Linked DNA regions of Mus musculus: region 2 is linked to region 1. Evidence: chromatin contacts called from ENCODE POLR2A ChIA-PET data. All regions are on one chromosome and are shown on one strand. Each heading gives the region's core, a stretch centred on a gene start or an enhancer-like site at or near the end of the contact. The rest is flanking DNA. Distances are from core to core; before and after follow the strand shown. Region 1 holds the start of Orai3 (ORAI calcium release-activated calcium modulator 3). Region 2 holds the start of Kat8 (K(lysine) acetyltransferase 8).

The links. ChIA-PET counts read pairs that join two places held with the same protein, here RNA polymerase II (POLR2A).
Region 2: POLR2A ChIA-PET joins it to region 1 with 11 read pairs in embryonic stem cell. The contact joins the promoter of Kat8 here to the promoter of Orai3 in region 1. POLR2A ChIA-PET finds 5 or more read pairs at or near these places in 3 of 5 experiments (Patski and embryonic stem cell).

Annotation. Positions count from the first base shown.
Region 1 is chr7:127,768,543-127,773,565 of GRCm38, reverse strand. Orai3 (ORAI calcium release-activated calcium modulator 3) reads right to left here and starts at 3,751. Exons shown (of 2, transcript NM_198424.3): 1 at 3,350-3,751; 2 at 1-9. The coding sequence starts at 3,577. Fbxl19 (F-box and leucine-rich repeat protein 19) reads right to left here. Exons shown (of 11, transcript NM_172748.2): 11 at 4,638-5,023.
Region 2 is chr7:127,910,960-127,915,923 of GRCm38, reverse strand. Kat8 (K(lysine) acetyltransferase 8) reads right to left here and starts at 3,407. Exons shown (of 11, transcript NM_026370.2): 1 at 3,182-3,407; 2 at 622-696; 3 at 370-545. The coding sequence starts at 3,392.

The DNA.
Region 1 (5,023 bases), core at 2,502-5,001:
CATGGCCACCTGTGGGCACAAGAAGGAAGACACTTGAGTCCCTAGAACATGTTTTGCTCTGCCTGTTTAGAATCATGACTACAACATCCTAAAACTTAGAGCATAGAAGATACTCAGCTTTCCTCATCCCAGCCCCCTTTTTGGTAGTGTCTTGCTCTTATAATTTAGGCTAGCCTGGAGCTTGCTGGGTAGTGCAGGTTGAGCTGAAACTTGTGATCCTGCTGCCTCAGCTTTCCTGCGTGACTTCACCTCAGTCTCAAAGGGGCATTTTTCTGAGCTTTTACCTGGTTATAATATACTGGCTAAAAAGTAGACTCAGCAGCCCTAGCACTCACATCACTCTAGGTTTAATCTCCAACCCATAATAAAAAATAAAAAGCAGACTCAGGCTGGTGTGGCACTGCATGCTTTCTAGCATGTGGGAGCTGAAACAGGAGGATCTCAAGTTTGAGAGTAGCCTAGGCTTCTCCCAGTGGTTGGAACTTCATCTCAACCCAATCAGCGGCATACACCTTTAATCCCAGCTCTTGGGAGGCAGAGGCAGGTGGATTTCTGAGTTCGAAGCCTGGCCTACAGAGTGAGTTCCAGGACAGCCAGGGCTACACAGAGAAACCCTGTCTTGAAAAACCAAGGGGAAAAAAAAAGAACCCGAAACTGCTGGGTGTAGTGACAAGTGCCTTTAATCCCAGAACTAAAGAGTACCAAGCCACAGTTAGGGCTACATAGAGACCCTCTTTAAAAAAAAAAAAAGAAAAGAAAAGAAAAAAGAAAGAAAAGTCACTATAGACCCAAAGCAAGCAAAAATCTTGAGCTGTTTGGGTCTGTTCTCAGTTCTACAATTTGTAGTTTCCTCACAACAGCCTACTAGTCCAGACTTGCCTCAAATTCACTACCCCCCTACTTCAATGTCCTGAGTAGGGTTACAGTCCTATGACCTTGAACAACTGTGTAATCTCTGAGCAAGTGCCTCCCTCAGTTTCCTACCTGAAAAATGGGGACAATAGTCTCAGTGAGAAAGTTAATGCTAAACATTAAATTCTATGACTAGAGCCAGGCACAGACTGTTAGAGTTGATGCTAATGTCTAAGGCACAAAGAGAGAAAACCCAGAAGGTAGTAACTGCCATCTCTTAAACTCCAATAAGCTTCACGTTTCCAGATCAATCTAAAAAGCTTGTCATATCTGGTCACACCGGGGCTGCATTCAATGTGCCAACTATGCAGGATGAATCATGGCTGCTCATGTTTGACAGGTCAGGGAGTCTACCGTGACTCCACCCAGCTAGCCTGAACTTTGCAAACATTTGTGTTGATGGACAAGTTTGGGCTTTAAAGCCAGGCTGCTGAAGTCAAAAATCCTGTCACTAGCTCACTGTGCAGTCTAACATGCCTTTTCTTATATGAACAACTGCCACTATACCAGGTACTGAACATTGAATGTTTGTTGAGATAGGACTTCATGAAGCCCAGGCTAGCCTTGACTCTCTGTATAGCCAAGAACAACCTTGTTTGTTCTTTTTTATTACCTCAAGTGCTGGGATTATAGGTGTGCTATACGCTATACCATGTTTGTTGTTGTTTAAATGGAAATTGAACCTAGGATTTCCTGAATGGTAGGCAAATACTCTACCAACTAGAACTAGGCTAGATTCACAGCCTGTGAATATGATTTGTATGTTTTAACTTCAGGCCACCTGGGTTTAGGAAGATATCTCCCATTTCTGTTTGTTGGTTTTTGGAGACAGGGTTTCTCTGTGTAGCCCTGGCTGTCCTGGAACTCACTCTGTAGACCAGGCTGGCCTCGAACTCAGAAACCCGCCTGCCTCTGCCTCCTGAGTGCTGGGATTAGAGGCGTGCGCCACCACGCCCGGCCCATTTCTTACAGATCCCGAGATTACTGTGGTGCAGGGATACAGTGGTACTTACAAAAATAAAACTGAGTATTTTGGGGAATTGGGCCACCGCAGATAGTAGGCAGGTGTGTTCACAAACAGGGATCTGGGCCAGGCTTAATTCTGGTGTCTCCCAGGGTCCAACCCAGGGTTCTTTGTCAGGACTGGGGGCGGTCCTAGAACCTACACATTCAGCCTACTGCTCCTCAGAGAAAGCCCTCTCACACTGACACCACAACGATCTGCTCTGCAACTTCTGCTGCACACTGTACTGTTCCTTTAGAAGCAGGCGGAGCCACGTGGTTCAAACACAAGCTGCTGTGCCCTTCTTTCTGTGGTGCTGATTCCTTTCAGTCAAATGTCCTCAGGAACTATGGGGCTGTTTGGGGGAAATCTGGGCCCCTTACAAGCAACAGAGCAAGAGCAACCTTTAAGATTACAGATTCTTTCGTCCTGATATTGAGGTTGCAGAAAAAAGGGAGGTATTGACCTAAGTTACTTTTATATGCCCTCACCTTAGCTCCCTCCAAGGCCTATTTACACAAGGGTACATTATGAAGGGTGCCCTCCCCCCAAGTGTGAAGAAAACTGAAACTAGCAGAGCTTCACTCCACACCCATACCCTGCGGAGCATCCTTGTCTAAACAGCAGCTTCCATGTAGTCTAGATAGCACACTGTTCTAGAAGAGCCTCCTTTGCTAAGCGGAGCTTGTTCTAACACACCTAGTTCTAGGGGGTCTCCATAAGAATCCCACATCCTCCTGGACAAAAGCTTGGCAGACCACAGAGACAGCACCTTCTATGATGTCACAACTTCCTAAAGATGGCAACTGGAGTGGATGTCGACTTGGGGCCGCACAGCTGGCCCTAAGTAGGGAGGAACCAGGACACATCTGCAGGCCACACTCTGGAATCTTCAGTTCCACTTCCCGGGGCCACTGCTGGGACCGTTAGCTGACATTATCCTCCCACACCTGCAGTTTATCAGACTTATCTGCTAGCTCCCTGATCAGCTTCCTTCCCCAGCAGCTTCCTCATGGTTTCTTAGTTTTCCCGGCAATTCTCTGTGCCTTCTGAGAGGTGGGCCCTTCAGTCAAATGACTCTCACATACACTATCCCCCTTCCCCGATCTGGTTGATATAGGCTCTCATTCAGCTTTGACTGCCTTTCAACTCTCGAGGACTTGGTAACTAAGCCACTTCAGACTTTCCCCCCACCAGTCTGCATCTGCTGACCTCTTTACTCCCTTCTTCCACGGCATTTCTGGGACCGATCTTCAGTCTGTTTATATTCCTAGAGCTGTGCCCGACATAAAGGGTTTTTCCAGTCCCTTGGGACTTAGCTCCTTCTTTTATCCTAAAGAAACCCTTTTATTCAGTCCAGTACTGGGGACCCATTTTCTTGACTTCTCCCACCACGTGCTTTACCCACCCCGTGTACCCCCTCCCACCCCTCACCATGGCGAAGCCCGACAGCAGAGCAGATGTGCGGCTGGAGGCTTTGAGCTTAGCCCGGCTGAGGTAGAGGCGGCGCCAGCTGAGCGCCCGCAGAGAGTGCTGACTGGCCCCCATAAGGTCCAGGTAGCCGCGGTGCACGAACTCCCGGTACGTGGCTGAGCCCGCGGGGCTGTCCACCTCCGGGTTCAGCGGGGCCTGTTCGCCCGTGTCCCCCTCGCCGCCCTTCATCCTGAGAGCAGTTACACCACAAGCGCAGATGGTCAAGGAGGGGCCGAGGCGCCTTGTATCCCCAAGAAGGGACGGCCCAAGCGCGGGTGGGACCCCATCCTGGGTGGCAAGGCAGACCCAGCGGGAACAGTTACGGACGCGTCTAGAAGGCCCAGGGGCCGAAACAGGAACTGGGGCAGGGGCGGAGCCCGGTGACCACATGATTGGGTGGAGCCGTGAGACGAACCCCTGCAGTCTGCCCACGGGCAGAGATCTCAAGGGACCCTCTAACCCAGGCCACGACGTGAATGCTCAGCCTCAGCTTTTGCTGGGACTTTGCTGGCCTCAGACCACCCAGTGTATGTACCTGGACATTCACAGGTGTCCAGACTTCCACACTCCTCTTTGAGCAGTCATCTCAGGAAAATTAAGCCCATTTTCCTCCCAGAGACCAAAGGAGCCCCTTCCACCATCCCTACCCACCACTCAGACTCGACACCGCAGACAGACACAAAAAGTCAGCGGCCCCGGCTAGATTCTGAGTTTTATAGCAAACCTTATTGTACAGACTTGTGGGGTTAGGGGTCCAGCCCGGCTGGGTGCCCCACTTGTCCCTCGCCGGGGTGCCTCCTCCCCTCCCGCAAGCGGCCCCACCGTCAAGCCTTTCTCCAACCCCAGGCCCCCCCTCCTGCCTTTGGTCCGCCCAGCCCCCGCCCCCAACCCGCGCACCTTCCTGTTACCTGAGGTATGTGGATAGATTCCCCTCCCCCCACCCCCATGTAGTACAATCCAGTTCCCCCTGGCCTAAGTTGAGTGGGACCTAGACCTGACTCCTCCCTCAGGCTCTTGAGACCCCACCCCCACACTGGAAGAAGGAAAGGGGTGGGAAGAGGGGAGGTGCCAAGAGTCTGTTACTAAGTTCCCACAGCAACTAAGAGGGACCGTTTCCAGTCTTAGCACTGATTTCCGGAGGTGTCCATTGGCTGCTATTTCCATGGCAACCAGGAGTGGCAGTTCCCTGGGCAAATGGGACACGAGTTTCCATGACGATGAAAGAATGGGAAGAGCCAAACTGGAGGAGTCCCATCTTGCCCATCTTTAAGCTGACATTTCCCCACCCCAACTCAAGTGAAGGGTGGAGCTGTTCAAGACAGTAATGCAAGAGAGCTAGGGGTGGGACAGTCCAAACTGGGTACCCATAGCCCAGTCTCGGTCAAGCTGGTCCCCTCACATCACACTCCCCCAAGTCCGAGATTCCCCCGGTTCAAGTAACACTTCAGTACAGATGAATGTTCAAGTATTGTGTAGAGAGCCAGGCAGGGGTCTGGGCTACCCCTCACCACTCCCCTGGGCCACCGAGCTTAACAGCAGGTAGACCCGCGGCCCCTACTCCTTGCAATAGCTGCCATTTTCAGTGACGTTCAAGGAGTCAAGGTCGGGGAAAACTGAAATCTGGGTAGAGGGAAG
Region 2 (4,964 bases), core at 2,158-4,657, 140 kb before region 1:
GCTTTCAAGCCAAGAAGCTTGAGCTTAACCTCTCGGAGCCTGCCTCCTCATACACAAAACCAAGGATTTGCCCCGTGGTGATAAAGGCCAGGGAGGCTTGGATGAGATCGTCCAGTGCTCGGCGTGGGGATGGATAGCAGAGGAAATGACGTAATTTTAGTTTCTTTCCTTCCCTTTGGACTTCAAGTTTGAGTTCCAGTCCTAACTGTACCGTTTCCTTACTGTGAGAGAACAACCCTCTTCTCTCTATAAGCTGAGGATTTTTTCATATGTGAATAAACGAGAGAAAAACCCTGGCATACTACCAGCTTTCACATGGGAGTTGCTATGGCTTTGTTGTGATGGTCCTGAGAAGGGAGGGGCCAGGACCTTCTGCACATGGTTGATCTCATCATGCTTTCGCTTTTGGTTTCGAGTGATCTTGCGCTCTGGCTGCTCGGCCAGCTCACTCAGGTATTTCTCAGAGTTCTTCTGCACGGCATCCTTCACTGTCTTGGTCAGTGCGAGTCGGTTCTTGTCCACCCATTCGTCCAGTCGCCTGTTAACTGTTAGGACGCACCGTGAGGGACTGACTGACTGCCTCCCTCCTTCCACCCAGGCCCCAGGGCCCCAGGCACTCACAGCCCACATAGTGAACATAGAATTCTTCTCGGCCTTCCTGGTCATTCACTCGAGACTGGATCACTTCTGCTGAATCTGTCAAGAAAAAAAAAAAGGGGGGGGGATCTGAGGGGTAATTTCCAGATCCATCTGTCCACACCTGCCATTTACCCTGTAAGGTGAGCCAGGTTAGGACTTGGGGGAGGTACAGGGGGTGTTACAGAGGACCAGAGATTTGAAAACTGAGAAAACCTGGTATTTAAGCATGTTTAAGACTACCTCCAAAGTCAGTGCTCATTCACTCATTTGGGGGCCATGAGAGCTGGCTGGGGATTAAGACAGTTTAAGCTTCCTTCACATTTCCTAAATGACTGTAGCCCCATGGTTTGACTTTCTGAGCTTTAGTTCCTTCATCTGGAGAATACCTAAAAGGGTGACCATGCTTTAGTCTGTAGCACAGGGACAGATGCAGAGATGTCTAGAAATTAATGCTCGTCTGGCGCTCCACTATGTAATGCTGGCCACAGTGAGAAGATACAGTGAGGAATCACAAGAGATCTTGTTCTCTAGTGTTTTCCCATTGACAGAGAAAGGCAGATAATTTTAACAGTATGGCTGCCGGGTGTGGTGGCGCACACCTTTAATCCCAGCACTTGGGAGGCAGAGGCAGGCGGATTTCTTCTGAGTTCGAGGCCAGCCTGGTCTACAGAGTGAGTTCCAGGACAGCCAGGGCTACACAGAGAAACCCTGTCTCGAAAAAACAAAAAACAAACAAACAAAAAAACCCAGTATGGCTGAGGTACGAAAAAGAAAAACGTGCCAGACCATGCAAGCAACTGACTTTGCCTGAAGGGGTCTAGAATGGGATCACCACAGGAGATAAAGAGACTAGGGGGGCTGGTGAGATGGCTCAGTGGGTAAGGGCACCCGACTGCTCTTTCAAAGGTCCGAAGTTCAAATCCCAGCAACCACATGGTGGCTCACAACCACCCTTAATGAGATCTGATGCCCTCTTCTGGTGTATCTGAAGACAACTACAGTGTACTTACATATAATAAATAAATAAAATAAAAAAAATAATAAAAAAAAAAGAGAGACTAGGGGCGAGAGAGATGGCTCAGTAGTTAAGAGCATTGACTGCTCTTCCGCAGGTCCCGAGTTCAAATCCCAGCAACCACATGGTGGCTCATAACCATCTGTAATGAGATCTGAGACCCTCTTCTGGGGTGTCTGAAGACAGCTACAGTGTACTTACATATAATAAATAAATAGGGGCTGGTGAGATGGCTCAGTGGGTAAGACACCCGACTGCTTTTCCGAAGGTCTGAAGTTCAAATCCCAGCAACCACATGGTGGCTCACAACCACCCAGAATGAGATCTGACTCCCTCTTCTGGAGAGTCTGAGGACAGCTACAGTGTACTTACATGTAATAAATAAATAAATTTTAAAAATAATAATAAAAAATAAATAAATAACTTTTTAAAAAACAAAAATTAAGAGATGAGTAAGAGCTAGCCAGGAAGACATGAGATTACTTATAGCAAGAGCAGGTGATAAAAGGCACATAAACACATAGTTTTGGCGGGCAGAGCAAGATTGGTCTGGCAATAGCCCTTACTAGAAGTGCCTAGAAACTGGAAAGGTCTCAGACACCTTTAATCCCAGCACTTGGGAGGCAGAGGCAGGCGGATTTCTTCTGAGTTCGAGGCCAGCCTGGTCTACAGAGTGAGTTCCAGGACAGCCAGGGCTACACAGAGAAACCCTGTCTCGAAAAAACAAAAAACAAAACAAAAAACAAACAAACCCAGTCTAAGGAGTTTAATTATGTTTTGAGACAAGGTCTCTCTATGTAGTCCTGGCTCTTCTGGAACTTGCTATGCAGACCAGGCTGGCCTCAAACTCACAGCCTTCCCAGGGCTGGGATTAAAGGTGTATGCCACCATGACCGACATTTATTCGTTTAAATTAGATGTATTTATCGTATTAGGGGGTGGGGGATACTCTTATATGGATTCTGAGGGCAAACAGTAAGAATCATTGTCTCCTTCTACCATGTGGGTCCTGGGGACAGAACTCAAATCACCAGACTTGGTGACAAATACCTTTATGTCCTGAGCCATCTCAGCTCGGAGTTTATTTTGAAGCCAGCAGCTTGAGGTTTATTTTGAAGAGGGAAAGAAAAGGAAGAAAAGATAAGGAAGATAAGGAAACGTGTTTTTAGGAACTGGGCTGTCCTCTTTGCTGGCGATGAGGGGGCAAGAGAAATGTAAAGACAGACAACAAAACACCAATGAAGGAACAGATATAGCAAAAAAAAAAAAAAATGAAGCCTGAAATCGAACCAGAGTGAATGTTCACAGGCCAACTCTGTATTCAGCTGACTGGTGGCTTTACAGGTGAAAACAAGCATGGCCTGACTCCAACCTCCAATTACAAAGTGGGCTTCTCAGCTCCCGAAATCCCGCCTTCTTACCTGAGTCACCACCCTGGCCCCAAGACTCCCAGCCCCACAGAGCGCCCATTCCTAGGCCATGCCCATTCCCTAAATCCCGCCCCTAGGCCCTGGGCCCCGCCCTCACGCCAGGTGCTATCCGGCCGCCGGCACAGGTACGTTTCTCCGATCTCCACGGTGACTTCTGGTTCGCCACGCGCCGGAGTCGGCGGAGAGACCCGGCCCGGGGACCGGGCAGGCCCCTCGACTGCTGCATTTTCCCCCGGGCCGGGCTCTCCCTCCCCTACAGTTCCTGAAGTTGTTGCAGCAACTGCAGCTGTAGCTCCCTGTGCCGCCATTGCTGTGCCGGAAGTGACCGGCCAGAGAGCCGCTTTTATTTCCGGATCAGTGGGGGCGGGCATAGTCTTGCGTGTTGGAGGTGGGGAGGTTGTGACGTGGCAAGGTTTTGTTTTGTGCGTACTGCGTGTGGCTGTTGTTGCTAAAAATTGGCCCAACTTGAGACAGGGTCTAATTACAGTCCTAACTGACCTGGAACTCGCTATGTAGACCATACTGGCCTCGAGATCCACCTGCTTCTGCCTTTTGAGTCCTGGTATTTAAAGACGTGCACCGCCACACCCGGACTTAGCTATTTTTGTGGAGTTGTTTGTTGTGACATAGCCCGGGCTGCCTACACACTTGCTGACCTAGCTCCTCCTGCCTTGGGTTCCCGAATGCTGGGATTAAAGGCGAGCATTCCTATTTCTTGAGAAAGGTTCTCAGAGGCTAGCCTGAAATTCATTGAACGTGCAGCAGTATCCTGGGGATTACAGTTGTACTCTATCACTGAATTAAGTTTTATGGGATGCTTGGGGCCAAAACCCAGGGCTTTTTATATGCTACCCACTCTATATTTGCGTCTCTCGCTCAGGGTGGGAGCAAAAACCAGTTGAGACAGGAAAAGAACAGGTGTGCCAAATAAACTACCTTCAAAATAAACTTACTCACTCTTTCTCTCTCTTTTTTTTTCAAGACCGGGTTTCGCTGTGTAGCCTTGGTTGTCCTGGAACTCACTCTGTAGACCAGAAATCTGCCTGCCCCTGCCTCCCATGTGCTGGAATTAAAGGCCTGCACCACCACTGCCCGGCAACTTCTTTTCTCTTAAGAATTTCATGTAGCGGGGCTGGAGAGATGGCTCAGCAGTTAAGAGCACTGACTGCTCTTATGAAGGTCCCGAGTTAAGACCCCATGGTGGCTCACAACCATCCATAACAAGATGTGACACCCTCTTCTGGAGTGTCTAAAAACAGCTACAGTGTACATGTATTTACATATAATAAATAAATAAATCTTTGAAAAACAAAAACAAAAAACCTCGAGCGTGGCCAGGGAGAACCTTGAGTGGTTGTCTAACCTCCACCTTTCAAATGTTGAGGTTAGGATGGCACCACACCAGGTTCATGCACTGCTAGAGATTGTACCCGAAGCTTCATTAATGTTAGGCAAACACTACCACTGAACATCTCCAGCCAAGAAGGGTTTGAGCAGGGAGACAGTGCCTGGAGAATCTGTAGTGACACTCCTCCAAGTACAGAATACCAATTCTCTGAGACTCAGTAAAGGTTAAACCATATATACATATGGTTAAGTCATAGCTTTATATAAGCTATATAGCAGCATTCAAGGTAAACTTATTGGTAGATGAATTGGAGTAACACATGTCTAATTTGCTGTTTAACTTCACCTTTCTACACACACACACACACACACACACACACACACACACGTGTTTTCCTTAATTACTGTATTGGGGCACCGGACACCTTTAATAGCTTGCCCAGTGCATACTACTTTAGGAACTGCGTTGTGGGCGAACTAGTCGATGAAAAGAAGCAGCACTGTAAGACCTTTGTTTTTTAGGGATGATAATG